Regions from separate parts of the Homo sapiens genome. Here region 2 is linked to region 1. A link is a loop called in an ENCODE intact Hi-C map of the cell type or tissue named here. Cell type or tissue: IMR-90. All regions are shown on one strand. Links, peaks and the distances in the headings refer to the core of each region. The heading gives the core; the rest is flanking DNA.

Region 1 (15,280 bases), core at 2,499-10,498:
TCAGATTCTTATCATGTTCTGATGACCTCCTAACCTTCCCAGCTCCCATCATTTTCTCTCTTACACAGGCATTTCTCCAATACAGTCCTTACATGTTTAACCCTGTCTTGTTACCTGTCCCTGGGAGGACCTGGACTGTCACATTTGCCAATCACTTTGTAGGATTAAATTATCTGGCCGTTGATTATGGATTTTAAGAACCAGCCCAGGCAGATAAGCATCTGTGAGGGTGGCCTGGAGTGGGAGGGCCTTGGGGATGAGTCAGCAAGGGAGGGGGTTTCACCCAGGACAGTTGGAGGGGAGTCAGAGTTGAACCTGGAAGAGTAGAAGAAGCACCACATCTCTAAAGAGAAAGAAGCACAAGAACTGATGAATGACCCGGTCAGGCTAGTAGCAAGGAGGGGGAAGCAGACTGCAATCAGATGGGATAAATGAAGTGGGGAGGGCAGTTCAACATGAAGCAGTTCAACATGTGCATAGAAAGGCTTACTTTTTAAGGTTTATGATCAGGGGGCTTTAAAACCTATTTGGCACATAGATTTGGGTACATGGTGGTGGTTGAGGTAAGGGAAACCAAAGGAGCTGGTGGGAGTTTTAAACAAAGAACCAGACTAGGGATCGGCAGCACATGACTCCCTGCCAACCTTGACCTTATCCCTTGACCAGACACATTGACTGAAATGTGGCAAGGACCCAATAGGCTTTTGGACAGGATGATTACCTGGGGATTCTGGCAGATGAGATTCTAGGGATTCTGGCAGATGAGAGGCAACATGCCAAAACAAAAACTCATGACTGGCCACATGTGCTGATATAGTTTGGATGTTTGTCCCTTCCAAATCTCATGTTGAAATTTGATCCCCAGTGTTGGAGGTGCGCCCTTTGCGGGAGGTGTTTGAGTCATGGGGCAGACACTCATGAATAGCTTAGTGACTTTCTCACAGTAATGAGGGAGTTCTTACTCTATTAGTTCACTGATTGTTAAAAACAAGCCTGGCACCCCCTCCCTTCTCTCTTGCTTCCTCTCTTGCCATGTGACACACCTGCTCCCCTTGCCTTCTGCTATAAGTAAAAGCTTCCTGAGGCTGTCACTGGAAACCAAGCAAGTTCTGGAGGCTCTCACTGGAAACCAACCAAGTTCTGGAGCCATGCTTCTTGTACAGCCTGCAGAAACGTGAGGCTAATAAACCTCTTTTTAAAATAAATTACCCAGTATCAGGTATTTATTTACTTATTTTTATTTTATTATCTTTTTTTTTTTGAGACAGTCTTGCTCTGTCACCCAGGCTGTGGAATATAGTGGCGTGATCTCGGCTCACTCCAACCTCCGCCTCCCAGGTTCAAGTGATTCTCCTGCCTCAGCCTCCCACGTAGCTAGGATTACAGGTGCCCGCCACCACGCCTGGCTAATTTTTGTATTTTTAGTAGAGATGGGGTTTCACCATGTTGTCCGGGCGGGTCTCAAACTCCTGACCTTAAGTGATCCACCCACCTCGGCCTCCCAAAGTGCTGGGACTACAGGCAAGAGCCACCGTGGCCAGCCCAGGTATTTCTTTATAGCAACACAAAACAGATCAGCACACCTACATTCACATGCCAGCCTTGACAGTTACTAGCTGGGATGTTTCGGGCTTATTTCTTAATCCTGCTTTACTTTAGTTTCCGCATTAACAACTTAAGGATAGGAATCCCAGACTTGGAGGTTGTGGTGAAGTTACAGAGAATGTAAACACAGTGCCTGCCACAATGCCTGGTGCCTAATGGGTGCCTGAATTATGGCCCCTGCTGTTAAAGCCAGAAACCCGGTGATGTGTGGGAGCAGAGATATGTCAAACCAGGGAGCAAATGTGTAGCCCCAGAATTTTGATCACGGGAAAAATGTGTTATTTTGAGTCTTAAGAAGTTTTTTTATCCTTTATGTTCATGTGGAATCCATTCCTAGAATAAGACTGATTCTGTTATTCAGGAGTATTTATTTGCAAGCTTTTTATTTCACCTTTCTAAGTCAACTCACATGACGTTCATCAAAAAAAAGTGAACTTATGGCCGGGCGCGGTGGCTCACGCCTGTAATCCCAGCACTTTGGGAGGCCGAGGCGGGTGGATCATGAGGTCAGGAGATCGAGACCATCCTGGCTAACAAGGTGAAACCCCGTCTCTACTAAAAATGCAAAAAATTAGCCGGGCGCGGTGGCGGGCGCCTGTAGTCCCAGCTACTCGGGAGGCTGAGGCAGGAGAATGGCGTGAACCCGGGAAGCGGAGCTTGCAGTGAGCCGAGATTGCGCCACTGCAGTCCGCAGTCCGGCTTGGGCGACAGAGCAAGACTCCGTCTCAAAAAAGAAAAAAAAAAAAGTGAACTTATTGTGTCTGACAACTGGCACGTTCATGGGCACCTGGCTTGGTGGGTGGCTGGACTGAAATGATGGACTCATATGCTCAAGTGATGTCGTGAGGCCTGTGTCTCTTTTCTTTAATGTTGCTTCACTCTGAGTAGTCTCTCTTCATGAGGTACAAGATAGTTCAGGGCAGCTCTGGGCCTGTCACATCTTCCCAGACCATGCTGTCAGAGAAAACAGTGGATCTCTTTTTAGATAATTTCAGCAAAAGACCTGAGAAACCGTAGATTGGCCTGATCTGGTTCCAATGTCTATCCCTAAGTCTGTCACTGTGGCCAGAAAGCTGAAGCATCTGGGATTGGCGGCCTGACCAGCTGCTCATCTCTAGAGCTAGGGAGAAGAATGGGTGAGGAAGGTGTCTAGAAATTGTTGTGTAGCCAAAGTCATGTGCCCAATACATCTGCCCATAAGAGGGATTCTTTTCTTTCAACCTTTCTTTTTCATTACTGAGAAGTCCCTAGAGGGCCACACCCCTTTCTAGAGCTAGAAATGTTCTTACAATGAACAATTGGTCCTATTTGGTCTCACAGATTGGGGGACCACCTGGAGATACCTGAGGAAAATTTAGACAGAAGAATTCAGACCCTAAACTTAGAATGGGATGTTGGTGTGCAAGCTTTAGTCATGGTTTAATCTCAGATAAAGAAGTTGGAAAGGAAATCTCTCTTCTAGTTTAAGGAACAGAAATGTATTCTCAAACATTCTGGGACTTAAGTGGATGAGGCAACTGTACACTCATGCTAGTTCATAGCTCCTATGACTCCAAAACACCCCAAAGATTTTGAGGGCAGTTTTTTTTCTCCCATGACCTCACCCCTTCTTGCTACCCTTTCAGTGAAGTGCATAACATATAATATGTGTTCTTGGGAGTCAACTACTCCTGGTGGTAATGAGATTCCTTCCAGCAAGAAGGAAACCAGGGCGCATCTGTGCTGTGTCAGGGCTACCACACATTGGCATGAAAGAAATGTTCTTGATGCAGCAGGTGTTTCTGGCTTTAGAGCTCTACTACTTGTGGCATAATTTCTTTCTTAAAAAAAGATTATGCAACATTCATTTATTTATAGTCATTAATATGAATTTTTAAAAGCAAGAAAAAATATAAATAAAAGGAAGAAAATACAAGCCAATTATAATCTTACTCCCCCGAAAAGAATCTTGTAAATTTTATAATTTTGGTGTGTATCATTCCAAATTTTATCTGTGTAATTCTATTTGATTTGAGAGATGGACTCCCAAAATGAGCTCATCTAATTTAAAAAACAGCAAACTCTAAAGCAGATTCTTTCATAGGAATTAAAATATAAAGTAGCCAGGAATGTATTTTTGGAGCACATGAACTGCCAACCCTTAAGTCAAAAGACTCCTTTGCAACATGCGTCCTGTAGCCGACTCATGAGAATTTTTTCCTTGATTTCTTTTTAATTACCTTTTCCTGATTCTATAATGACTCCAGCAAGCCATTTCCTCATTTCATCTATTTCTCACTCCAAAATTCACAGTTCAGCCTATCACTTCAGGTAATTTTATGGCCTTCTTTATAATATTCAATTGCATCTAACATTTAATTCCAAAGTTGTTGATTTTGAGAAAGGTTTTTCCGTTGTAGTACCACTGCCCAGCAAAAGTTTGGTTGCCATTGTTTGAGGATACAAAAATGATTTAAAAATATAAAAGTGAATCTTAAACTAACAGTATAATCACTCCTGAGATTCTGCACACAAGGCCCAGTGTACATAGCTATGTAGATCCCAAGACGGTGAGCATTTCTGATTAGGAGCCAAGGGGGCTTCAGCAACGGCATCAACATAGATGAACATTGACTTAGACCTCTAGATTTAAGGTTCTTTGACTCCTGTCAGTTTTTTTAGAAGTGCAGATGGATAGATATTATCTTGATTTTATGATGAGATTCTAAATGTTTCTATATTCCACTACTATATATCCCTCCACACTGTGACCTTCCTTCCTCTCTGTTGTACATCATTGTGTGGATAGTCCTTTCCTCCCAGAAATAGGGTTGCATGGTGTAACTTGCTCTTTTGGCTTATCAGTATATCGTGGTTTACAATGTTTGAGACATAGACAATAACTCTGACTCAGCCAGAACAGAGACTGCTTTTCATCACACTGTGTAAACTGTTCTCACCAACTGGAGACAGACACCTGAAGTGTGTCCCCAACCCACACACTCAAGTCTTCTTCATCCTGCCCTGGACCTGGGAAACTGACCTTCGTTGACCATATCCATAGATTCCTGTGACCTCTGGCTTCCGGTTAGGTTCTGCCAACAACCTATGTCTCTGATAGGTTATGTCTACACATCTCTATAGTTAGTTGTTACTAATTTATTCCTCTAGTTTGTGAATTCTAAAATTATTAGCAATACCCAGGTCTCAAAATCCTTTATTCAGGATGGAATTATCCAAACACTCATCACTGCTCCAGGTGCTGGGAATAGTGAGGCAGGCACAGGGGTTGCTCTCCCTGAGCAGTAAGTCTTTTTGGGGGAACAGGACATAAAGCCAAAAGCACGAGTGATGGCTGTGGAGTCTGAGGGACAAGAAGGAATCTGTCTTCACATAGAAAGTGAGGGGCGGCTGCTCCACAGAAGAGACATTTCAGTGAGACTGGAAGAATCACTCTGAGAGAAACAGAAGAGTCTTCCAGAATGACAGAATGGAGCGTCCAATGATGGGGAGGGAAGAGGGAATATGGCAGTTAGTTTCTGAGGGGCTTTGAGTTCTATGGGACCCAAAGCAGAATGATGGGGAAACTGAGAGAACATCTTGGAGACAGATTTCAAATTGGTAGATGGGAACATTCAATGAAGACAATGACCAGTGACATCATGGGCCTGCTCAGTGTTTGTCCCGGGGAGTGTTTAAGCAGGCTAGGGGGGCTGTAAGGGAAATTCAGCTTTGGTAGGGTGCCAGAGAGATGACTCAGACAGTCTCCAATCCTATGAAACTCTCCATTCCTAAAATTCAAAGCCAATCACCCGAGCCTCTTTCCTTAATTTTATGACTTTGTGTTTTTCCTTTGGCCAAATACCAAGGAATATTATCTAATCCCTGTAGAGTTGTACATGGAGTTCAGCCTCGGCTCATTGCAGATCTCATTCAACTGCCATTCATCTGAAGACTTGAAGAAAATGTAACTGGCTCTTGGGCGTTCACTTAGCAGAAATAGAACTTTGGGAAGTGTCAAAAAGCATCTTTAAAAAGATAAATAAAGTCTGTGACCAACACTAGATTTCAGATCTGAAAGCAACTTCAGAAGCCAACAAGCCAACATCTTCATTTTATAGATAAAGCATGACAGGAGAGACCCAGGGACTTGGGCAACGCCTCTCGCCAATGAGGGCCAGAGCAGGGCTGGTGGATCAGGCCTCCTGACTCTGCCCTTGCCATTCAATCTGGGCCCTTTCGGGGGCAACCCATAGGAAATAACCGATGTATATTTCAGACAAATTCAAATCAAGTTCAAACAATCAAATATCTGAAGAGCTGCCCTGTCCCAAGGGTCTTTGACCACACTCTTCTTCTGTCTGGGATGCTCCTCTTCCCCTGGTTCACCTGGCTGGCTCCTTCTCGTCCGACAGATCTCAGCATAAATGCTGCATCCACGGAAAGACCTTTGAACGTCCAGTCTAAAATTGATCCCCTATTATTACCTCTCATAGAGTCCAGTCTTTCCTTCATACATTTAGCAGAGTTTTTTAGTAAGTGTACTTGTCTATTTCCTCTCTCAACCAATGCCCTTTACAGTCTATGCAATCAAGGACCAAGTCTGTTTTCTTAACTCCTCTGTTAAGTGCCTGGCATGTGTGAGGGCTGGGTGTTCTCCATTTGTCCCCCAACCCAAACACTCCAGTCTTCGTCCTGCCCTGGACGTGGGAAGCTGACCTGCATTGACTGCATCCATAGATTCCTATGACCTCTGGCTTCTGGTTAGGTTCTGCCAACAAGAGGTGCAGGTGGGAGATGAAAGGGCAGAAGAGGGAGGTCTGTTTTCATCCTTTTGCTCCGTCCCATGCAGGTTAGCAGGCTGCAGTGTGTAAGGTGGAATCCTTCTATCCCAAGCCACAGATTCTGTCTGGGCTGTCTCCTAGAGTTAACTTCTCCTTCTTCCTGCCCCTTTGGAGTGGTAGAGGTGGTAATGGCTCCCCTCCGTGGCTAGCCGTAGTTAATGCACCAAATCATTGTTTTATTTTAACCTCACCCAAACCTTTGGAAATATGTGTATCATTTATTAAATGTTTCTCAGGGACTTCATCCTAATATGCTTTCTTTGTCTTGCTGAGTCTCTAACAGATGCAATAGATGTTTAATAAGTTTTCGTTACATGTATTAAAATGGAAGAAGGATCAGATGAATTTCATAAGAGCTCCAGGGTGGAGAACTGAGATCACTGGGTAGAAATCAGTGAAACAGGCTAGTGGCATGTTTGAAGGAGAAGACATCAGAGAAATGTGAAGGCAATTGTCAAGGAAGGTGAATGGCTCTTGTATTGAGATTGCAATAGATGCTTGCTGAATGAAATAGTTTTAGCCATTACCATGCTGCATAGATCTTGTTAAAGTTTGCTTTTTAGGTGGCATCTAAAAGGGTGTGTTTGGGGATATAGTTTCCTGAAGCACGTAGAAGCGGTGTTTGGATTCAAACTCCATGAATGGCACTATCAAGGCCAGTTCTGGAGAAGGCAGAGCTGCCATTGGCTCCAAATGGTAGTTGTCCTGTTCTGACAGCCTGCCTGATCTTGGTGTCCAAGTGAGTCTTTGGGGCTCATCTACATACAATACAGGTCAGTTTTTCCTTCTCCCCTGATGAAAAACAAAAAGGCTGGACTAAGTAATTTGCACAACCTCTTTCAATTCTAAAATTCCCCAGTTCAGTGTTTCCATGATGTGAACTGGGTATGGTGTGACTTGGGAATTCTTACAAAGGAAGACAAGAGTATCAGGAGTGTATTTTGCCTTGAGTGGGTGGAGGCATCTTAGTGGCTGCTAAAGCTGACATTTGTCAGAACTCTGCTTCACCCTTTAACCGTAGACTCTTAGGTCAGTCAAGCCTACCCACACACCACGTGGCCAGTGTCCACCCACAAGCATTTCCAACTTGCAGGCAGGGATGGAGTTTCCCTCATCATTGTACTCTCCAACATGGAAACTGGCATGCTGAAGGTGCTCAATGAAATGAACATTCAGAGAATAGAGGAAATTAATGTTCATGGCAGAATTCCCTGGCTTCTCCTGGTCACTGCCTTTAAGACTATTTTGATTCTGAATTTTCCTGGCTCCTAAGCCCTTTTGACTAAATGTTCTGTTCCTGGCCCCATATTTTCTGCTTGGAGCCAGTGGCAGCTCTGCCTTCTCCAGAACTGGCTTGGTAGTGCCATTCGTGGAGTTTGAATCCAAACACCGTTTCTACGTGCGTCAGGAAACTATATCCCCAAACACACCCTTTTAGATGCCATCTATAAAGCAAACTTTAACAAGATCTTCAAGTAATGAGCAAAATGGGTCTCCCTCTTTCCATCTCACCTAATTCCTGATCTTTGCTTGATCACTAACTTACATTTTCTTAACCCCTACGTGAAAGAACAATGGTTTTCTGAGTAATAAACTGTTTAGAATATCAACACATTCTCAGGAACAAAAAACCCAAAATTAACTTGTTCTAAGAAAATGTCACAGACCCCTCCTGTGGCAGTAGTTGTTCAATACATTTAGTAGTAAAAATATGCCATGTGTCCATCAATTTCAATTTCCTTTCATCTTTTGGTCACTGAGCTATTTTTATCACAACACTTTCATTCCAAAGATGTATTTTTTCCCCTTATATCTACCAATTCTCCAATTCTCCAGACACCAGCTGGGTCCCCTACATTTCAATTCAATTTTTTTGCCAACTACCAAGAGTTAGCATACACCTCTTAGTTAGAGCTCAGTCCCATAAGACAGCTCCCACTTCAGACACTAGTCACAAGTCCTGAGCTCTCTATACTTCTAATAGGCTATACATCGGGGGTTCCCATGACCCCCTTCTCAGGTTTAATAATTTGCAGAACAGCTCACAAAACCCAGGGAAACATTTCGTTTATGTTTTCTCGATTTTTTTTTTTTTGAGACGGAGTCTCGCTCTGTCGCCCAGGCTGGAGTGCAGTGTCACGATCTCTGCTCACTGCAACCTCCACCTCCTGGGTTCAAGTGATTCTCCTGCCTCACCCTCCTGAGTAGCTGGGATTACAGGTGCACGCCACGATGCCCAGCTAATTTTTGTATTTTTAGTAGAGACGGGGTTTCACCATATTGGCAAGGCTGGTCTTGAACTCCTGACCTCGTGATCCGCCCGCCTCGGCCTCCCAAAGTGCTGGGATTACGGGTGTGAGCCACCGCACCTGGCCTCTGGCTTATGATAAAGGCTACAAACTCAGAAACAGCCAATGGAAGAGGTGCATGGGGCAAAGTATGGGGAGGCACACATCTGAGTGCACCACCCTCCCAGTACCTCTATGCGTTCACCAACCTCGAAGCTCTCTGGGCCCCGTCATTTAGCAGTTTTCACGGAAGTTCCATTTTATGGGCATGACTGATTCAATCATTGGCCATTGGCAACTGAATTTATTCTCCAGCCCCTTTCCCCTTCTCACGGGTCTGAGGGTGGTACTGAAAGTTCCAGCTTTCTACTTATGCCTTGGTCTTTCCTGAGGCTAGGCAGGGGCCTCCAGCCTCCAGCCACCAGCCATCTTATTAGCACACAAAAAGACACCTTATCACTCTGCACATTGCAAGGGTTTTAGGAGCTACATGCCAGGAACTGGGGACAAAGACCAAATATGTATTTCTTATTATGGCACAGGCACATAGCCAGACTGCATTTCTCAGCCTCACTGGCAGCTAGGTGGCCATGTGAATGAGTTCTGGCCAATGGAATGTGTACACGAAAGATGTCTGTCGCCAACAGGCCTGCTCTCTAAAATTCTCCATAGCTAACCCCAGTGCCCTCTCTTCCTTTGTTTGCTGTTTGGAGGCAGAGTGTCCAGTGATGGACTCAGAGGCCCTTAAGAAGATCAGAGCTAGTGGATGAAGGATCCTGAAGCCCTAAATGATAGCAGAGTCAGCAGATGAAACAGCCTGTGTCCTTGACTAAAACAGAGCACCCCCACCTGCCTACCTTCGTTGCAATGTGGCATTAACAAGAAGTAAGCCTTTATTGTGTCAAGCCACAAAGGGGGCTGTTTGTTACAGCAGTTGGCCTCCACTGACTAATACAATACACCTGCGTGCCCCAGACTTTGAGGCTCCAAACCAGTTTCCTTGACTCTCTAGGCTGGTGCTTCTTCTGGAGAAAATCTGACCGATTTTAAAACAAATTCTGCCAAGAAGTATGTATTTAAACAGAAGCATTCCCCTTAAGTTTCTTTTCAATGGGGTGTGTGTGTGTGTGTGTGTGTGTGTGTGTGTGTGTGTGTGTGTTTAGGGTCGAAGGAGTTTCTTTCAGATTGGCTTTGATGTCTAATAATCCTATCCATTGCTGTTACAAGTAAAATGAACCAAATAGAAAAATAGCTTCTTAGGGAGGGGAAAAAGGAAGCTGTCCCCATCATTTCTGGTGGCCAAGGATTACCGTGGCAGAACTATTGTCTTTTCTCTCGGCCTGTGCTGTCTTTGGCAGAGGCTCCAACTTATGACCTATCTAAATTAAAGTTTTCCCCTGGAGATGGATTTTATGAGGGGAACTTAGCAATTAGGAAAGAATGGCTAGGTTTCTGCCCTGTAGAGTGGGCCAGAAATGTCACATCCAAACCCTGAGATACAAAACACTTCCCCTGATTATCCAACAACCAAGTGCATTTTAGTAATTTGGTTCTCTTCAACCCATCAGTGGCTGCCCAGGGAATGTGAAATGAGGGAAATATCAAGTTGTTTCTTAGTTGTTTTTGGTCATTTCCCTAACAGACATTATCAAAAATATAACAGGAGAAAAGCCAAGGCAAGAAGGACTTCATTTTGTCTTCAGTGATTTTTTGCTCAGTGATGACTGTGTTTTCTTCTGCACTATGCGATGAGCTGGCTGATGTGGCTACAGCTGGGATAATCAGCTGCAACATGGAAAACCCAAAACCACAGCATCTGGGGAGCTTTCCAAAGGCTAATTGGAATTGTTTACCGTGGGCTTTCTTCTTAAATGATTCATTACTCTACAAAACCAGTATGACTAAATTAAATTGTAAATGTGTCCATCATAAAAGGCTAGGAAATACCTCTTTTATTTGCTTCCCATTTCAGCATTACAGTGGAGTTGGAAAAGTGCTTCGCTGTTATCAGCAGCAATATTTGCTGTGAGTTTTTCATAGACCATGGGTGCCTGACCTGTCTATAGAAAAATAAATTTCATTTTACCAAAGTCTTGAGATCATCTAGAGCAGAAGTGGTTGGGAAATAGGCAGATGGGTATAAGCATGGATTTTGCCTCTTTCAGTTACTGTGACTTTGGGAAGGTTGTGGAAACCTCCCCAGGTTCTATTTCCTCTTTTGTAAACTACAGACGACAGTATCCAATCAAGGGTTACTGAGGGGTTTAAGTGGGAGAATAAATAATGAGCACCTGGCACTTAGTAGCTGTTCAGTAAATCCTGTCTTTCTCCCAGAGATTGGCAGCAAAGAGCCTGGGATCCCTGTATTATCCTCCTCCCTCATGAACTCTAGAAGACAGTGAGAGAGAGAGAGAGAGAGAGAGTGAGCGAGCGTGTGTACGGGAGGAAGTGATCATCTAGTGGGAGAGTCACTGCAGATTAGTCAGAGACCTTAAAGATGGGAATATTTCAATCTCCTCGCTTCCAGTCAGAGGTCAAATTCAAGGTTGCAGGAAGGGAGATGACATGTCAGAAGCCCGCTAGCCAGCAGGAGATGGAGCCAGGACTCAGACCTGCTCCTTTGCCATAGTTTAGGCCATGAAAGTTTTCTCCCGAATGATAATAGGCATTATTTATTGAGCACATACTAGGTGCCAGACATTTACAACAACCTTGTGAGAAAGGCTTTATAACTTGCATTTCATTGATGAGGACACTGAGGCTCAGAGAGGCAAAGTTACCTGGCAGAGTCATATAGTCACCCAGGGTATGTTGTGAAGCACCCCCTGGTATACCAGACTTCAAAGCCTTTGTTCATCACACTGTTTGACACTGCTGGAAAGAGGCTCTGAGATTTACCAGCATGCTTCAGTTTCAGAGGTCAGAACATGTGCAGATGAACTAACGGCAGAGGATTCGTAAGCCGAGCCTTTTCTGTTCATTTGTTCCGTACCACATGTAAAAGTTCAATCAGCAAAATCACCTCCGGCCAGCAAAAGAACCACTTCCTGCCCATCTTTTTAGATTGTGTTCTCCTGATGATTTTCAAGGGGGCTCAGAGCCCAGATTAATTCAACAGAATAACAGAGCAAACCAGCTTCATTCCCACAAACATCACGTCCAAGTTGCTATGAGGTGACTTCAGTTCATTATCCGGTTGAGCCTGGAATGGGCAAGCTTCAGGGTGTCCCCACACCCACGGCAGACCCAGGCTCTTGGTGCCCAGATGGAAGGGTGGAAACAGAAGGTCCAGCCCATCTGTCTAATGGTTGTCCCTTGGCCAGCTAGTGGGATCTCCTCAAGAGCTTTGTGTGGCAGCTGCCTCAGCCTGGAAAGAGCTTGGCAAATTAGAAAGGAAAACAAACCCAAAGAGGAAACGCTGCTTGCAGCCCAGGCAGCTTTTGCATTATCACTTTCTCCTCTTTTGTGCTGAGTTTCAGATCTGTGACTTTCAAACAAAAGGGTTTTCTGGCCCAAACCTCCAGCTCGTTGTGAAAAAACCATGCACAAAAGTGGATTCAGCTGGCACAGCCCGTGTGACCTTGTGCCCGTGACTCCACAGCTCCTCTGTTTTCAGTGGGGAAGGAGAGCACAGTAATGAAACACAGGGTGGCTTTGCCATTTCCCAGCGATATGGCCTTGGACAAACATCTTGCCTTCTTTTGACTTCAATATCCATGTCTACAGTAGAAAACAGTAACAGCACTCACTTCAAAGGCTGTCAGGGAATTAAATGAGCTCACAAGTATGGAATCCTTAGAACAATCCTGAGTTCCTGCTGCATGCCCTGTGGGTTCAATGTACACTGTTATTATATTTTCTCATCAGTAAAACGAGAATAGTAATAGCACTTGCGTAGGATTGTTGTGAGGTTCAAATGACCACATGTTTCTGAAGAACTTAGTACACAGTGGGTGCTAGGAACTAAATACCAGATCTCATGCAGAGAGGCTGAGCAGAGATGCCTTTAAGAGGGTTGATTTGGAGACCTTGAATGCAGACAGCCAAGTCTGGTCTCTGCCAATTACCAAATAAGAATTAGACAGATCAGGTCATTAACTTATGCAGTTGATAGTTCCAGGAGGTGATATTTGAGGAAAATGAAAAAGTCAGGCAGGCAGCAGGGTGTGTGGTGAAAACACAGTGGGCTGGGGTCAGAAGTCCTGGCTTGGAATCCTGACGCGACCGTCTGGATGTAGGTAGCCTTGGGCAAATCTCTTCTTCACTTTGGCTTCAATTTCTTCTTCTGTAAAAGGAGAATTTGGTGATGTCCCAAATTCCTTCTAATGCTAATACCAGATAATTTAATGTTATTTTCGGGCATCACTCCCATTCACTGCTAGTGGGAATGATAAAACAATAAATTTATTCAAGTGAATAATTTAGCGTAATCTAGTTCATATGAAGATATGCACGTCCACCTCCATTATGGTGTGTCTCAATAATTTTATACCTGTTCATTCAAAAAATATTTATTGAACCCTAATTATGTCCCAGGTGCTGTTCTAGTAGCTAGGGATACTCCAGTGAACAAAACAGATAAAAATCCCAGCTGTCAAGGAGTTTATGTTCCAACAAGGTAGACAAATCACTCACAAGAAAAAAATTTAAAAAATAAGTGCTTAAGGGAAACTGAAAAAGTAGGGAAGGTTGTGGTTTTGGATGGGGTGTGTCTGTTTCCCCACTGGATGGGAGCATGGCCTCATCCAGGGCGGTACCTGGCACGCAGTAGTTTCTGATTAAAGGTTAGGTGAACAAATGCCCAAATGAGCAGACCCTGAGTCCTGAAAAGACTGATTTGATGCACATGTGTGTAGTCTGCGTATTTTTATCTGAAATGAATTAGCACCAGCAGTTTCCAGAGCAGAGCTGAAATGATTACATTACCATTATTTTAAATCTGAGAAGCACTAGGGAATGAGAACCACATCCTCCTCCCAAACCAGGCCAAACAGAGGAGGCCACAGAGCGGCCTTATTTGCACATTGCTGCCCCCTGGTGCTGGTATAAAAATATGGCCACATTTGCTTACCTCTAGGGTAAAATGAATTAGGCTGGTGCAAAAGTAATTGCGGGCTTGGCCATTGAAAGTAATGACAAAAACTGCAAATACTTTTACACCAACCTAATATCAGTGAGCACACAGCACCATCACTGAAGTATTGGGATTAAATTGTCAGTGTGGTGATGACCACGTTTGTCAAATCCAAAAGTCTGTACAGTATGGCCTTAAGGGGGCAGTGGCTAGAATATTAAGGACTATTTCAGATAAGTCAGTGCAATGATTTTATTTTCACGATGACACATGATGTCTGCTCAGATATCACTTTTTGGGAGTTTATAACTATCCAAATGGATCAGAGCTCATAGAAACCTAAGCTATTTCCTAGTCATAGGACTCCGGGAATGTTTCTTAAGGAGTTCATGTGTAGACTTCAGGGACCATCTGACCTTCTGTTTGAGAACAATGTTCCCCAAATGTGTAAGGAAGTGTTAGATCTAAATAACTGAGGAGTGCTGGGCCAGTTGCCCAAGGTGAGTCCTCCACGAAATGAGACACTTGTGTTCACTTAGCACAGTGGTTCCAGTTTGAATTCTATTTCGTTTATACACACATTCCCCATTTTACCTCATATCAAGGTGGCTGGTAATCAGGTAGTTTCCTAACCACCCTAAGTCCTTGTTTTCTCATCTAAAAACAGGAGAAAAATAATACTTACTAAATAAGGTTTAATCAAAAAGAAAATAGTCATGTGAAAGAAAGTAATAAAATATCAGGCACCCATTAGATGCTTAATAAATGCTTTTAAAAGCAAGCTTGGGAAACACTGACATTGATGGAAACTTACAAAGCATTTCAAGATTCGTCAGTGACAGGAAGACTTCTCTGATGAATTATTCCTGGCACTAAGGTCATTGTAAGATAATGAACACTATCAAACAGTGAAAAATCCTAATAAACTTTGTTTTATTCCAGGTGTGTTTCTATCAGAGTACTTTGAAAACCATTACATTGAAAATGTTGCTATCTTTTGTGTTTGAAGATAACACTATTTGCCCAATTTCTTTTTTTCTTTGGTTCTGATTGAAAATAGTATTATATTATAAAAACTAATGTTTCCTACATTGGGCACCCACAAAAACTGCCTTGGGGCCTGCATCTTAGGGTTCTGCTATGGGATAAATGTTTGTATCTTCCTAAAATTCATGTGTTGAAACCTAACCACCAATGTGATGGTAGTAGGAGGTAGAAATACCGTAAGGTGAGAATGTTTAGTGTCTTATAAAACAGACCGCAGAGAACTGCGCTGCCTCTTCCGCCATGTGTGGACAGAGCAAGAAGGCACCACCTATGAACCAGAAAACAGTCCCCCACCAGAGAGTGGATCTGCAGTGCCCTGATCTTAGACTTCCTCCAGAATTGTGAGCAATAAATTTCTGCTGTTTATTAGCTATCTAGTTTTTGGTATATTTTATGGAAGCCCAAGTGAACTAAGATGGGTTTCTATTTGTAGAATCAACTGC
Region 2 (15,280 bases), core at 3,844-11,843, 65 kb before region 1:
CCTAATAATCTTATGTATTAGTCTGTTTTGATGCTGCTGATGAAGACATACCTGAGACTGGGAAGAAAATGAAGTTGAATTGGACTTACAGTTCCAAATGGCTTGGGAGGCCTCAGAATCATGGTGGGAGGTGAAAGGCAGTTCTTAAATGGTGGAAGCAAGAGAAAATGAGAAGAAGCAAAAGCAGAAATCCTTGATAAACCCATCAGACCTCGTGAGGCTTATTCACTATCATGAGAATAGCACAGGAAAGACCAGTCCCCATGATTTAATTACTGCCCAGTGGGTCCCTCCCACAACACATGGGAATTCTAGGAGATACAATTCAAGTTGAGATTTGGATGGGGACACAGCCAAACCATATCATTCTGCCCCTGGCCCCTCCAAATCTCACGTCCTCATATTTCAAAACCATTCATGCCTTCCCAACAGTCCCTCAAAGTCTTAACTCATTTGAGCGTTAACCCAAAAGTCCACAATGCAAAGTCTCATCTGAGACAAGGCAAGTCCCTTCCACCTAAGAGCCTGTAAAATCAAAAGCAAGCTAGTTACTTCCTAGATACAATGGGGATGCAGGTATTAGGTAAATACAGCCATTCCAAATGAGAGAAATTGACCAAAACAAAGGGGTTACAGGCCCCATGCAAGTACGAAATCCAGTGGGGCAGTCAAATTTTACAACTCCAAAATGATCTCCTTTGACTCCAGGTCTCACATCCAGGCCACACTAATGCAAGAGGTGGGTTCCCATGGTCTTGGGCAGCTCCACCTTCTGCCTTTGTAGGGTACAGCCTCCTTCCTGGCTGCTTTCATGGGCTGGTGTGAAATGTCTGTGGCATTTCCATGTGCACGGTGCAAGCTGTTGGTGGATCTACTGTTCTGGGGTCTGGAGGATGGTGGCCCTCTTCTCACAGCTGCACTAAGCAGTGCCCCAGTAGGAACTCAGTGTGGGGTCTCTGATCCCACATTTCCCTTCTGCACTGCCTTAGCAGAGGTTCTCCCTGAGGGCCCCACCCCTGCAGCAAACTTTTGCCTGGACAGCCAGGCGTTTCCACACATCTTCTGAAATCTAGATAGAAGTTTCCAAACCTCAACTCTTGACTTCTGGGCACCTGAAGGCTCAACACCACGTGGAAGCTGCCAAGGCTTGGGGCTTCCACCCTCTGAAGACACAGCCTGAGATCTATCTTGGCCCTTTGAGCCATGGCTGGGGCAACTGGGGCACAGGGCACCAAGTCCCTAGGCTGCATACAGCATGGGGACCTTGGGTCTGGCCCACAAAACCACTTTTTCCCCCCAGGCCTCTGGGCCTGTGATGGGAGGGTCTGCCATGAAGACCTCTGACATGGCCCAGAGACATTTTCCCATGGTCTTGGGGATTAACATTAGGCTTCTTGCTACTTATGCAAATTTCTGCAGCTGTCTTAAATTTCTCTTCAAAAAAATGGGTTTTCTTTTCTGCTGCATCATCAGACCATAGATTTTCTGAACCTTTATGCTCTGTTTTCCTTTTAAAATCGAATACTTTTAACAGCACCCAAGTCACCTTTTGAATGCTTTGCTGCTTAGAAATTTCTTCCACCAGACACCCTAAATCATCTTTCTCAAGTTCAAAGTTTCACAAATCTCTAGGGCAGGGGCAAAATGCTGCCAGTCTCTTTGCTAAACATAACAAGAGTCATCTTTGCTCCAGTTCACAACAAGTTCTGTATGTCCTTTTGAGACCATCTCAGCCTGGATTATATTGTCCATATTGCTATGAGCATTATGGGCAAAGCCATTCAACAAGTCTCTAGAGAGTTCCAAACTTTCCCACATTTTCCTGTCTTCTTCTGAGCCCTTCAAACTGTTCCAATCTCTGCCTGTTACTCAATTCCGAAGTTACTTCCACATTTTTGGGTATCTTTCCAGCAACGCTCCACTCTACCAACAGGTACTGATTTATTGTATTAGTCTCTTTTCACACTGTTGATCAAGACATACCTGAGACTGGGAAGGAAAATAGGTTTAATTGGACTTACAGTTCCACATGACTGGGAAGGCCTCAGAATCATGGTGGGAGGCGAAAGGCATTTCTTAGATGGCAGCAGCAAGAGAAAATAAGAAGAAGGAGCAAAAGCAGAAACACCTGAAAAACCCATCAGAAATCATGAGACTTATTCACTATCACAAGAATAGCACAGGAAAGAATGGCCTCCATGATTCAATTACCTAGGTTCATCCCACAGCTCATGGGAATTCTGGGAGATACAATTCAAGTTGAAGTTTGGTGGGGACACAACCAAACCATATCATCTGGTGAATTCACCAGATTAAGCTGTGACTGATATGGTTTTACTCTGTGCCCTCATCCAAATCTCATCTCAAATTGTAATCCCCACATGTTGTGGGAGGGGCCCAATGGGAGGTGATTGGATCATGGGAGTGGTTTTCCCCATGCTGTTCTCCTGATAGTGCGGAAGTTCTCATGAGATCTGATGCTGATGGTTTTAAAAATGGCAGTTTCCCCTGTGCGTTTTCTCTCTCTCCTGATACCATGTGAAGAAAGTGCCTGCTGCCTCTTAACCTTCTGCCTGATTATAAGTTTCCTGAGGCCTCCCCAGCCATGCAAAACTGTGAGTCAATTAAGCCTCCTTTGTTTATAAATTACCCAGTCTCAGGTAGTATCTTTACAGCAGTGTGAAAATAGACTAATACACAGAATTGGTACCAGAAGTGGGGCACTGCTTTAAAGATAACCTGAAAATGTGGAAGTAACTTTCGAACTTGGTAACAGGCAGAGGCTGGTACAGTTTGGAGGGCTCAGAAGAAGACAGGAAAATGTGGGAAAGTTTGGAACTTCCTAGAGACTTGTTGAAAGGTTTTGACCAAAATGCCGATAGTGATATGGACAATGAATTCCAGGCTGAAGTAGTCTTAGATGGAGAAGAGGAACTTATTGGGAACCTGAGTAAAGGTCACTCATCTACAGTTTAACATACAGACTCGCAGCATTTTGCTCCTGCCTTAGAGATCTGTAGAATTTGAACTTGAGAAAGGCAGAGGCAATTTCTAAGCAGCAGAGCACTCAAGATGTGATCTTGCTTACTCTGAAAGTGTTCAGTTGTATGCATTCATGAAGAGATGATTTGAAATGGGAGCCTATGTGTAAAAGGGAAGCAGAGCATAAAGGTTTGAAAAAACTGCAGCCTGACCATGAAGTAGAAAAGAAAAACTCATTTTCTGGGGAGAAATTCAAGCCAGCTGAAGAAATTTGCGTAAGTAATGAGAAGCTGAATGTTAGTCTCTAAGACAATAGGGAAAATATCTCCAGGGCATGTCAGAGATCTTCACAGCAGCCCCTGCCATCACAGGCACAGAGGCTTAGGAGGAAAATGTTTTCATGGGCCAGGCCCAGGGCCCCCCTCTTCCCTGCAGCCTCGGGACTTTGTACCCTGCATCCCAGACACTCTAATTCCAGCCATGGCTAAAAAGGGACAGGGTACAGCTCGGGCCATTCCTTCAGAGGGTGCAAGCCCAAAACCTTGGCGACTTTTATGTGGTGTTGGGCCTGCAAGTGCACAGAAGACGAGAGTTGAGGGTTGGCAGCCTCTGCCTGGATTTCAGAGTGTGTATGGAAATGCCTGAATGTCTAGGCAGAAGTCTGCTGCAGGAGTGGAGAACTCAGGGAGAACCTCTACTAGGGCAGTGCAGTGGGGAAATGTGGGGTGGAAGCCCTCACATAGAGTCCCCATGGGAGCACTGCTTAGTGGAGCTGTGAGAAGAGGGCCACTATCCTCCAGACCCCAGAATGCTAGATCTACCAACAGCTTGCACTGTACACTTGGAAAAAGCTGCAGGCACTCAACATGAGTGCATTAAAGCAGCCACAGCAGCTGTACCCTGCCGAGCCACAGAGGTGGAGCTGCCCAACTTCTTGGGATCCTACTCCTTGCATCAGAGTGTCCTGAATGTGCAACATAGAGTCAAAAGAGATCATTTTGGAACTTTAAGATTTAATGACTTTTCTGCCAGGTTTCAGACTTGCATGGGGCCTGTGGCTCCTTTGTTTTGGCCAATTTCTCCCATTTGTAATGGGAACACATTCACCCAATGCCTGTATCCCCATTCTATCTTGGAAGTAACTAACTTGTTTTTGATTCTATGGGCTCATAGGTGAAAGGGACTTACCTTTTCTCAGATGAGACTTTGGACTTGGACTTTTGGGTTAATGCTACAATGAGTTAAGATTTTGGAGGACTGTTGGGAAGACGTGATTGATTTTGAATGTGAATAGGACTTGAGATTTGGGAGGAGTCGGGGCAGAATGATATGGTTTGGGTCTGTGTCCCCACCCAAATCGCATCGCAAATTGTAATCCCCATGTATAGAGGGAGAGACCTGGTATGATTAGATCATGGGGCAGTTTCCTTCATGCTGTTCTCATGATAGTGAGGAAGTTCTTATGAGATCTGATGGTTTTAGAAATGGCAGTTTCCTCTGCACTGTCTCTCTCTCCTGCCATCATGTAAAGAAGGTACCTGCTTCCCATTCACCTTCCACCATGATTGTAAGTTTCCTGAGGCCTCCCCAGCCATGTGAAACTGAGTCAATTAAAACTTTTTTGCTTATAAATTCTCAGTCTCAGCTTATATCTTTATAGCAGTGTGAAAACAGACTAATACAGTGACTCACTTTCATTATTTCCAAACACCAAAGTGCTCCCTTCTCCCACCAAGTTCCAATCCCCTCTGTTAATATGCAGACTAGGCAGAAGTGGTGGAACTGTGGGGAAGGTAGCCACAGAAGATTTCTAATAAAGCTTTGAGGGACAGCAGAATCATTCCTTAGTAGGGATGTTCAGCCTCCTAGAGAGACTATTTTGAAAGAGAAAAAACTTATGGTTGTGCAAAAGCTGGTGAGCTTACTAACAAATCTATCATGTTGAGAAGGTTTCACTTTGCCAACTTCATAATTGTATCTATGAACCTGGGCAAGTTCCTTATTCTCTCCAAGTCTTAGTTTTTCCCACACTTGTTGAGAGGGATTTAGCTTAAAATCGATTATTTTCAAACTGTAAGGCAGACTCCTCAGGTTTCAAAGAGATGCCTCAGAGTTAACTCTAGAACTGATGGTAGAGGATGAGGCAAGGTAGGGCTCTGGGGCTCCACATCATTTTCCTAATTGAGAAGCTCCACTTTCCTGTTTTTGCTATATACTGTGCTTCTGAGATGATTAAAAAAATAAATTTCTGGCGAACATGTTTGAATGCCATTGGATGAGATAATCCTCAAGTTGTTGTCTAGTTCTTGGCTTGAGAAATTCTGCTACCAGTGTAAACAGATACTAACTGCAGGAAAGTAATCAGCCAGTGCAACTACTTTTGGTATCATTTTTAGATGTGGAGCACTGCACATCTCAAACTTGAAAGTGCTTCCGAATTGGAGCACTGCACATCTTAAACTTGAATGTGCTTCCGAATTGGAGCACTGTACATCTCAAACTTGAATGTGCTTCCGAATCATCTGTAGCTCTGCTTAACAGGCAGGTTCTAAGTCAGCAGGCTTCTTGTCATTTCTTGTTTCCTAATGAGCTACTGGATGCTGCTACGCCTGCTTGGTCCATGGACCATCCTGGGTAGCAAGAAGGTAGAGAGCACTCAGCTCGCTGAGATGAAGAAACCATGGTTTCAGGAAAGTTTCCAGAAAGAATTCTAGCAAGAAGTGTTCTCTGGTCAACTTTCAGTGACTCAAACAAGACTCCCAGTTCTCATATCTGGAGTAAGTTCAGTTAATCTAAGTTCCATTTTAATCTCTGGGAGGACTCACTGAGGGAATGTTTTGGTTTTCTATGGCTGGTTCAATAAATTCTCACAAACTTAGTGGCTTAAACAACATAAATTTGTTATTCTATAGTTTTATAGTTTAATGGATCAACACAAGTCCCACTTGGCTAAAATCAAGGTGTTGGCAGAGCTGCATTTCATTCTGGAAGCTTGGGGTTGGGCGTTCATTTTCTTGCCTATCTAGATTCTTGAGGTCATCTCCCTTCCTTAGTTAACAGTTTCTTTTCTCCATCTTCAAAGCCAGCTGCGATTGTTTGAGTTTTTGCATTGTATCACTCCCAAGGACCCTTGTGATTACATTGGGCCAACCCAGAAAATCCAGGATCATCCATCTTCCCATCTCAAGGTCCTTAATTTAATCACATCTGCAAAGTCTCTTTTACGATGTAAAGTTCCATATTGTTAAGTATTGGGGATTAGAGTGTGGACACCTTGGGGACCATTGTTTTGCCTAACTCCTTGAGTGATAACATATGAAGTGTTGATGAGTTGCCAGGAGAAATTGAGAAGAAATGATAAAGATCCAGGTGTGAGAGGAAATAGTGACAGCTGGACTTGAAAGAAGTGGAGGGTTTGGATATTCATGGCTGTAAAGTGATTGACAGATCTGGGTCAGTAGAGCAAAGTAAGAGAGCTGTTTAGAGTGGGGTGGGGAAATCCAAGCTGGAGGCCAAAGCTCTGGACTGCTTTGAGATGGATGGGGGAGAAGACACAGGACTCCTGAAGGACAAACCTTATCAGATGGAATGGGAAAGTGGTTGCAGGTGTGAGGGAGAGAGAGTATCAGGGAAGAGACATAACTGCATTTGGCTCAATAGCTGGGTTTTAATGGACTCCTTCAAGAAAAGAGGGTTGTCTGTCCACTTGCCTTCATCAGGGAGGCCCCAACCAGTAAATCATAATAACCAAAGTGCAAAAGGGGAGAGAAGGCTTTGGTCAAGGAGGTCTCTGTGGTCACTTTAAAACTGAAAACTAATGATAGAAATAGAGATTGGAATTTAAAAGAAGAGTGTGCAGGAATAAAATTCATTTTGACATGAAATTGCAGATGGAATGCTAACCAAGTACAGATTTGTATCTTAACAGATATGGGAGGAAGAGCTTCACTAAATTAGGGCTGTGTGGAGCCCCTTAAAGGGCCAGGTTGTCAGTTTAAGCTTCTCCCATTACTATTACTGTTACTGTGTGGGTGTTGATTACGAACAACAGCCATACAGTAACTGCGCAGCCAAGAGTTGTACACTGGGGATGGACCTGGTTGTCAGTTTCATCACTCACCAGCTATGTGAACTTCCTCAAGGCATTAAATCTCTTAGAGCTTCAGTTCTTGACTGAACAGTGGGGATAATAATTTCTAACTCACATGGCTATTGTGGGGATTAATTAGGTTAAATGAGAGAACATACATAAAGAGCCTATCACATTATTTTACATAGAACACAGGACAGTTGACACATAATCAGAGCATGACCACTCTTTCTTATATAATCACACTTTCCCTTTTTTAAAAATTTTTTTTAAGAGACAGGGTCTCGCTCTGTCACCCAGGCTGGGATGCAGTGTTGCAATCAGTGCTCACCGTAACCTGGAACTCTTGGGCTCAGCGATCCTCCTGCCTCACCCTCTCAAGTAGCTACGGCTGCAGGTGCCTGCTGTCACAACTGGATAATTATTTTTATTTTTGTAGAGACAGTCTTGCTCTGTTGACCATGCTGGTCTCAAACTCCTGGCCTCAAGTGATCTTCCCACCTAGAACTCCCAAAGCACTGGCATGTTCTTTCTGGATCCTTTCATCCTGTGCTTGTTCTGGTAACAAGGTCCTGGCAACAGTTTCTGTATCCTGGGGTAATGCAGTTTATGTTAGTGCGATGTATGGCCCGTCTCCAGGTTGCTCAGTATAGCACAGAATCATCTGGTGAAAAGTCTGCAGGGGCTCCCTCTTGCTTTCAGGTTAGAAATATAAACTCCTCAGCCTGTTATACAAGACCCACCATGCCTACCTGCTGCCTCCTTTTCCTACTCACGACTCACCAAACACCCACTACTCCCTGGATATAAACCTTTGACTCAAGCCCAGATAATAAATTTCTGTTGGGATCACCTCTGGCTCCAACCTCCTTCCTGCCCTTGTCAGTGGTTTTCGCTTTTGGTCACATGTTGGCCTCTGCCTGGAATGTCTTCTCTCCTCTGGAAGTCATTCAGTGTGTGATATGGCCTGCAATAAGGGGAGAAGAGGAAAAGGAGAGTCATTGATGAAATCAGTAATGGAAGAGAAAACATTGTGTCTATGTGGGATATGCTGGTGAGGGGGTGGGTAGGATAGGGAAGGGCAGCTGGTGCAGTTAAGAAGAAAGAGAAAGAACAGCTTCAGGAAGCAGGAAATTGTTATCCTAAAGTCAGCCTGGATAACCTTCATGTCAGAAGGTGGAGAGGTTGAGTGGAGATGGGTGAGATACTGATGACCCACCGTTTTAAGGCCAATAAAAAGAGATGGAAAAGGATAGGAGAAGCATCTGGGTTGCCTAAGATGGCTGCACTGTCTGCTATCCCCTGGCCCCCTGCCTCCTCAGCCTGTCTCATTCCTTACCACTCCCTATTCCATGTTCCCTGCCAGTAACACACAACTGCCTGTGGTCTACCCTTGACCTTGTTATCCAATCCCTGTGTTCTTTGCTTCTTTGATTTACTTATGCTTTTTTCCTCAGCCTGGAATGCCCTCTCCCTGCTTTGTGAATCCGTCATCCTTTAAAATGCAGCTCTGTCCTTCCTCTGGGAAGCCTTGTTCAATGGATCCTGCTTTGCTTTCCCCTTCCCTCACCCGAGTCTCTCCTGTCTCTCTGCTAGGTCACTGCTTCATGCTTCTGCTATTATAAGCATCCTGTTTTCTGCATTCCACTTACTCACTTGTTTGCTCTATGACTGTAGATTGTCAAGTACAGGAACTGTGGTTTGCTCATCTGTAAATACTCAGTGCCTAGCCTGTCATGTGGTAGATACTCAGTAATTTTTACTAAATCAAATTGAATATCTTAGGAAGATTTGCTGACATGGCAAAATGTAAAGCCATAATGTAAAAATCTAGGAATGACAGGGAATTTATTACATAAAAGGAATGGAGGTAAACAGTACGATGAGTATAATAGATATCGTCACACAGACCAACGTGAAGGTTTTAATGAACACCATGTGAGAGCTCCAACATATTCAGAAGCTATAAGCCAAGTATAATTGCTGAGGATTTTGTGAAAAGCAAGCTCTCACAAGTAGAGTCTAAAAATACTGACATTTCACCCAAAGCCTGAAGGATAAAAAGGAAGACAATGGGGTAAAGAGCTAAGAGAAGAAAAACGTCTCAACAGAACTGTTAGTATGCAATTGGTTAGCTTTTGCTGAGTAACAAAACACCTATAAATGACAAACATAGATTATTTCTCACAGTTCTTAGGGTTAGCTGAATGGTTTTCTGCTCAAGGATATCTTGGCCAATCTCCATGGTCAGCTGGCATTTTGCTGGCAGTGGGGGGTGTAGGGTGGCTCCATTTATGCCTAGAGGTTGACAGGACACTTAGTGTAAAGGTCCCCAAATGGGATGCCTTATCTCTCTTTGCATTGTCTCATCCTCTACTATGCTTGTTCTCATGGTTTAGTCAGGGTTCCGAAGAGCAGCAAGAGCCAGTAAGCCCCAGTGAGCAGGTATCTGCTTGTATCCCATGTTCTATTGTTCTGCAGCCAAAGCAAATCATGTGGCAAAGTTCAAAATCAATGTAACAAGGGACCGAGGGAGGCAGAATGGGGACTTTTGAATCACTGGGGTCAATTACAGCAACAGTCAACCCAGCTTTGGGACATCCCCAGGGTGGGAAAGGACCCTTTGGGAGGAGTCAGAAACAGATGACTGATGTGAGGATGATAAGGTAGGCATGACGTAGAGCCCTGTGATTTGATTTGGACAGTCACATGTGATTGGAAGTGATGCATGTTGCTTCCAGGCAAATCAATTAATTCCCCATGTGAGGTTCAACCAGCTAGTTTTCTCCTATCACAGCAATGATGGAAGCTCATTCTGACACAGAAGAGAAATGTTGAACCATCCCATAGAGGATAGCTGACTCAGAGAGCCATTCAGACACCCAGCACAATTTGTGTGAAAAATAAGCCTTTGTTGCGATAAGCCCCTGTGGTTTGGGGGGATTGTTTGTTATTGCAGCGTATCCTAACCCTCAGTGGCTAATATGGAAATGCAATGCAGGTAGCTGTTGAAGGCATGGAGATGGATAATTTTACCTGCAGAAAGAAGGTAAAGAAAGTAGAAAAGAGCACCCAGGACTGAGTGTAGGGTCATCCCAACATTTACAAATTAGGTGGTGGATGAGAAGTTAGCAAAGTTTGCCATGATAGAGACTAGCCTTTGGGTAAACACTGTATACATCCTAAAGTTTTCTTTAAAATTTATATGTGATAGGGACTGATGGTTTTCATCTGTACAGAGCTAACGCCAATGGATGCAGTTGCTACCTTTCCATTTTCCTGGGTTACCTCACACCCTGCAGCTGAATTTACCAAAGAAGCAGGGAGATGTACAGATCCACGCTCAAACAAACTAAACAAAATTATTGTGTAGATGCAAAATCATAGTATCTTTTTATATAAAGCAGGGGCGTAATTAAAGCTGAGAAAAAGACCAGCAGCAGGGCATTCTTTTGGTCCTTTTTTCATCTTCCTCTTCATGTTTTCTTGAATTTATCCTGTAAGCCTGTGGAGGACACAGGCTTGCATCTTCATTGGCATCCTTGATTGCCTTGCCCAAAGTGGGGAGATGTAAAATATTTCCAGATACACATAACTTCTAGTTTAAAGGTGCAGAGGCTAGGAGTCTGGGCGTTGTCTTGTTTCCTGGGATAATTTGTTGCAGAAAATGTTTGCTTTCTCTTTTCAAAGATATCCTAAGCTTTGTTGAACAGCAGACTTTACACCGACAGTGGATGTCTGCAAAATGTAATAGATTTCAGTGTTGTAGTCTGTTCTTATGATTCTCCTGGGCTTGGAGAGAGGCTGCCAGAAATTTAAAATCTGCTGATTTCTTAGGTGCAGAATGTGCTGACCTTCCTCATACTGTGTGTCCTAGCTGTGCTAATTTTGTTCTTCTGAGAAGCAGAGTGGAGGGTATGGTCTAGCTCTACTTTGGACCACTCGAGACTAGCTCTGCCAAGATAGGTCTCTATTTCATGTCAAATTTCACATCAAATGCAGGTGGCAAGGGATGATGACACCCTAGGGACAAACCTTCCATCCTCACCTCTGTGTTTTTGTGTCACAAACAAATCTAAGGGATTTGGCTCTGACTTTGGAGCTACATTGATCTCTTGTGGGCAATTAACTCCACATCCAGATTTGAAACTTTAAGATTCAACTTCCTTTGACCTGAACTAGGCAGGAGAGCTGTTTTATCTCGCAGGTATGCCTGTGGTGAGAAAACTCTGCAGAGAACTGCATCTGCACTACATTTTCTGAGTCTCATGTTTTCTTCCACCAGAATAGTCTCCAGGGTGTAACTAGTCAGCATTGCTTGTTCTTTAACAGTCACTCCATGGATCCACTCCTCCAGAAACATCCTTGATGCCTCTTCTCACTCCTATCTGAGTTGGTTGCCTCTCTTTATGTGCTTCAATGGCACCTTGGGTGTATTCTGTCATGGCAGGAGCTGCCAGCCTGTCTACTTGTGTCCTGTGCCAGGTCTTCATGCCTGGTATCTCATCCAAGGCTCACAACAACCCAGTAAGGTTAGTGCCATTGGTCTAAGGTTAGTGGCATTTGCAGATGAGAACATGGAAGGGCACAGAGAGTAAGTAATTTACTCAAGGTACACTATTAGCGACTGGCACTTTAGATTCAATCAAGACAGCCTAACTCCAGATGGCTCTCTCCTGGACTCCCCTGACTCCGTATAGTAAGGACCATGATGTTTCTGTCTTTGTGTCCTGGGCACCAAGCAGAGAGCCTGACCATGTTGAGAACTCTAGAACTGACAGGCAGACTGATCACGGACTGAAGTGAGCCACATGCAAGTCTGTCATGTGAAGCTGCAAGTTCTTTGGGATCAGGGGCTGTGACCTTTATAGTTGATGCCTAATCCACAGCAAAGCCTCTGGCACAGAACAATTAAAAAACATCAAAAAGAATAGTGAACACAATGAGAACATTTATTATGTGCCAGGAGCTACTGGAAGCACTTTACGTTGATTAAAGTTTATAATATTTATAACAACCCTATGAGGCAAGTTCTCTTATGATGCCTGTTTTACAGACTAGTACACTGAGGCACAGAGAGGTTAAGCAAACTGCTCGAGGTTGCACAGCTAGAAAGTTGCAGATCTGATCTATGGTCCCAGACAGTCTGCAGATAATAAAGGCTTCTCATGATTGTCATAGTAAATGAAATGGTGGGTGTGTGGCCTGCTGCATTTTGTTTGCTAGTAATATAATTTCTTTCTTATCCTCCAGTGTACCCTAGGACTAAAGATTGACTGAAATGAAAGCTGGAGCCCAGGCCTCTCTCCCACAATTTCAGCTGAATTCCTACATGGTCGTATGGTGAAGAGGAGATGACAGTATGGTCCCTTCTTATGCCTTTTCAACAAAAGAGGCAGCATCATGGCCACAGGCAGTGGAAAACTACTGCTATACCTCACATGTGGAGAGACAAGAATAAAAATAAGAAAAAATAGAAACTGCTTAGGATCTCACCATGGGAGATATTACTTTTCTGGGGAGAATCAAAACATAGCACAACCTAGAGAAATCCCAGAGATTGCCCAGATCTACCACCTCATTATGGAGAAGGAAAATGAGGTTCAGAGAGGTGGCTGATTTTGTTAACATCACACAGCACATTGAGAAGTGTTATCAGGAACACATCTTTCCTTATACCAGTCAGAGGAGAAAGAATTCAGTTGCACAGGGAACTGAAATGAGAGTAGCTTCTCTTGTGAACTTTACATGTACCAAGCACTGCATTTGGCTCCATACATACCTTATTTCATTTAATCCTCAGGCATAGAAGATCTAAAAGATCATATTTCAGATGAAGAGATTCAGACTTTGAGGTTCATTGCCTAAGTTTGTGCAGCTAATATGTATTTGAGCCAAGAGATTTTGAAAGTGTCTATTTTGTCTAGCATCTCATAAGTTTCCAAGGTGGAATAATTATTTGGCATGAGACCGACTGCTTAACCATTGCCTTAGCCAATTTACAAAATGACTCAAAATGCAACGAAATTAGTGCTGCTGTGACCACAAAAAGACCCCTTTACCTCCCAAATCCCTTTTCCTTTCAAGAGCTAAACACATTGCTTCCATTTTAAATCATAAATTGTCATTCTTTACTTAACTTGGATGTTGAGTCCATCTCAAATACAAATGAGAGGAAGTGACTTGTTTAATGTCACAAAGCATGTAGCACAGGAAACCTGATTCCATGACTTAATGACCAGCTCCTCCCTAGAAGCATTCTCTCTGCGAATCTGGAGATGCTCAGGGTCCTTGGGGAGCCTGAACTTCAGGGGTTGATTGCAGCCATGGTGCAGGCTTGGATCACATCTCCTTTTGGCAGACACTTTTTGCTCATCTGCAGAAGGTGAGGTTGGACAGGTGAATTCTGAGTTCATAGCTATTGCCATTCTTCTTGGAGCCCATGGCTTGTTTCCCTGGATTGTTTTGATTTGTCCCCGATCTCCAGGTTTTGGTGTGGAGGGAGAGGTCTGGGCTGGGCTGATGAGCTCTGGCATTTGCCCAAAGGACCAGAAGCTGACAGAACCAAGAATCCATTATAAGTTGCCAATTTAGCAGAATCTTTTATTAAGAGTGTGAGTGTCTGTAAAGAAGGCATGGGGGGAGATTTAACTTCATGAGAAAGGAGAAAGGAAACGTATCTTGGCACTATTATCCCTAATAAATGGACCAAGAGAGAGGTCTGCTCTGGACCACTGCTTGAAAAGTAAAGGTTCTTACTGGCATTGTTATACCATAGAGTGTTTTCAAGCAGCAAGTCAATGGAAACAGTGAGAGAGTTGGAATGCTCCCTGGAGGGGAAGCAGGAAGTTTGAGATATGTTTTTCTCTTGACGTTGCCCACGATTTATTGAATATTATCTTTCTAAATCACTTAACTTCTTCATATCCCAGAGTCCTCAGTGATTAAGACAAAAGGATTACATAGGCTCTTTTCAACATCCCTCAGGATGTTGTTAAAGACCAATTAGTTTACGCTTGAAAATCTTTTGTGATTTGGGGGACACTATATGATAGAAAAGAGATCAATACTCCCTCGTTTATACAACAAATACTCATCAAGTGCCTACTAGATATAAGGCCTTGTTTTAGACACTGAATCATCACTATTATATTATTTTATGTTTTTAAATTATCTTGAGATTTTTAAACATGTCTAACTCAATCTGTTGTTTGGCGCTCACTTGCCGAAGGGAATTCAGGGCCCTGAATGATGCCATCTCCACCTCTTACTTTTATTCAATTACAACAGTAACCTGAATAACGCAAAATCCCTTCTAAGCCATCAATCATAGATGACAGCCTGGGCTGGTTTCCTGATCCTTGATTTTCCATTTTAGTGACATTAATGCTGCCAGGGCACAAAAGCATCATGAGAAAATTAATCTGTGGCTTGTCATTGATGACAAAACTACAGACAACACCTCACACACACACTCCTTCCCTGCTCCCTGTTCTAACCTCTCATTTTGGGGGCTTGGTCTCAGGGCTCCAACTGCACATGCATCCCAGGTAATGGGAGGTGTGATCTCTCATATGGACTTGGTGCGGCCTCTAACACAGAGCATATGTGTGGGCTCCTGGGTGATGGCGCTCCAGCAGCTCAAAGAGGGTGTGGAGCAATCTTCATTTTCATCACAGACCTGCTGTACAAAGTTGAGGGCTAACCAAATTTTTTGGAACACCATTTGCTATTGGGATGGGTGCTTTTTCCCATTAGCATCATAAGCCATTGTCTGCCAGAGAAGACCCAGTCACTCATCCTGTAGCTCTGAGAGTCATATTGCTTTTCTGGTAGGTTACATAACTTCTTGAAAGTTAGTCATAATACATTGGATAACCCCATGTTCACCCAGCTACAATTATGCTTTGACCCATGGCCTGAATAGTAGATTAAGGAGCCCTACATTTTTTGCAAATGTTTGCATCAGAGACTGAATTGAAGTCTTCACAGTTGATCTAAGCAGACGACATTCTAAGATCATGGTACTGGTTTCAAGACAGTTTTCACTAAGACCCTCAAGAAGACAGCAGGACTGCAATCACTCATCCACTTAAGCCTGTCAGGAAGGAAGTAGCTTATGAGAGGAAGAGGACTGTTATGTGAATTTCCATAAGATTTTGGGCCAAGACTATTACCTGTCACTACTTTTCAAATATTGAGAGAAAA

Evidence for each region. Hi-C counts contacts between places; a loop is a spot of excess contacts. Peaks named below come from ENCODE experiments on the same cell type or tissue, not always from the same donor. Only the 100,000 strongest peaks of a DNase experiment are listed, where the experiment ranks them.
Region 2: it touches region 1 in a loop (5-fold over the local background); 3 of 110 quality-filtered maps call a loop at or near these places.

The regions. Positions count from the first base shown.
Region 1 is chr4:15,230,177-15,245,456 of GRCh38, reverse strand. The region is part of intron 2 of C1QTNF7-AS1 (C1QTNF7 antisense RNA 1); the gene reads left to right. Among named protein-coding and RNA genes, the nearest start is that of C1QTNF7-AS1, 190 kb to the left of the region's middle. In IMR-90, for the core only: a CTCF peak has its summit at 6,565; DNase peaks (open chromatin) are centred at 4,496 and 6,536; H3K27ac peaks cover 430 bases.
Region 2 is chr4:15,296,702-15,311,981 of GRCh38, reverse strand. All of the region lies in intron 1 of C1QTNF7-AS1 (C1QTNF7 antisense RNA 1), which reads left to right. Among named protein-coding and RNA genes, the nearest start is that of C1QTNF7-AS1, 120 kb to the left of the region's middle. In IMR-90, for the core only: no CTCF peak of the experiment used is centred there; a DNase peak (open chromatin) is centred at 8,711; H3K27ac peaks cover 887 bases; H3K27me3 peaks cover 391 bases.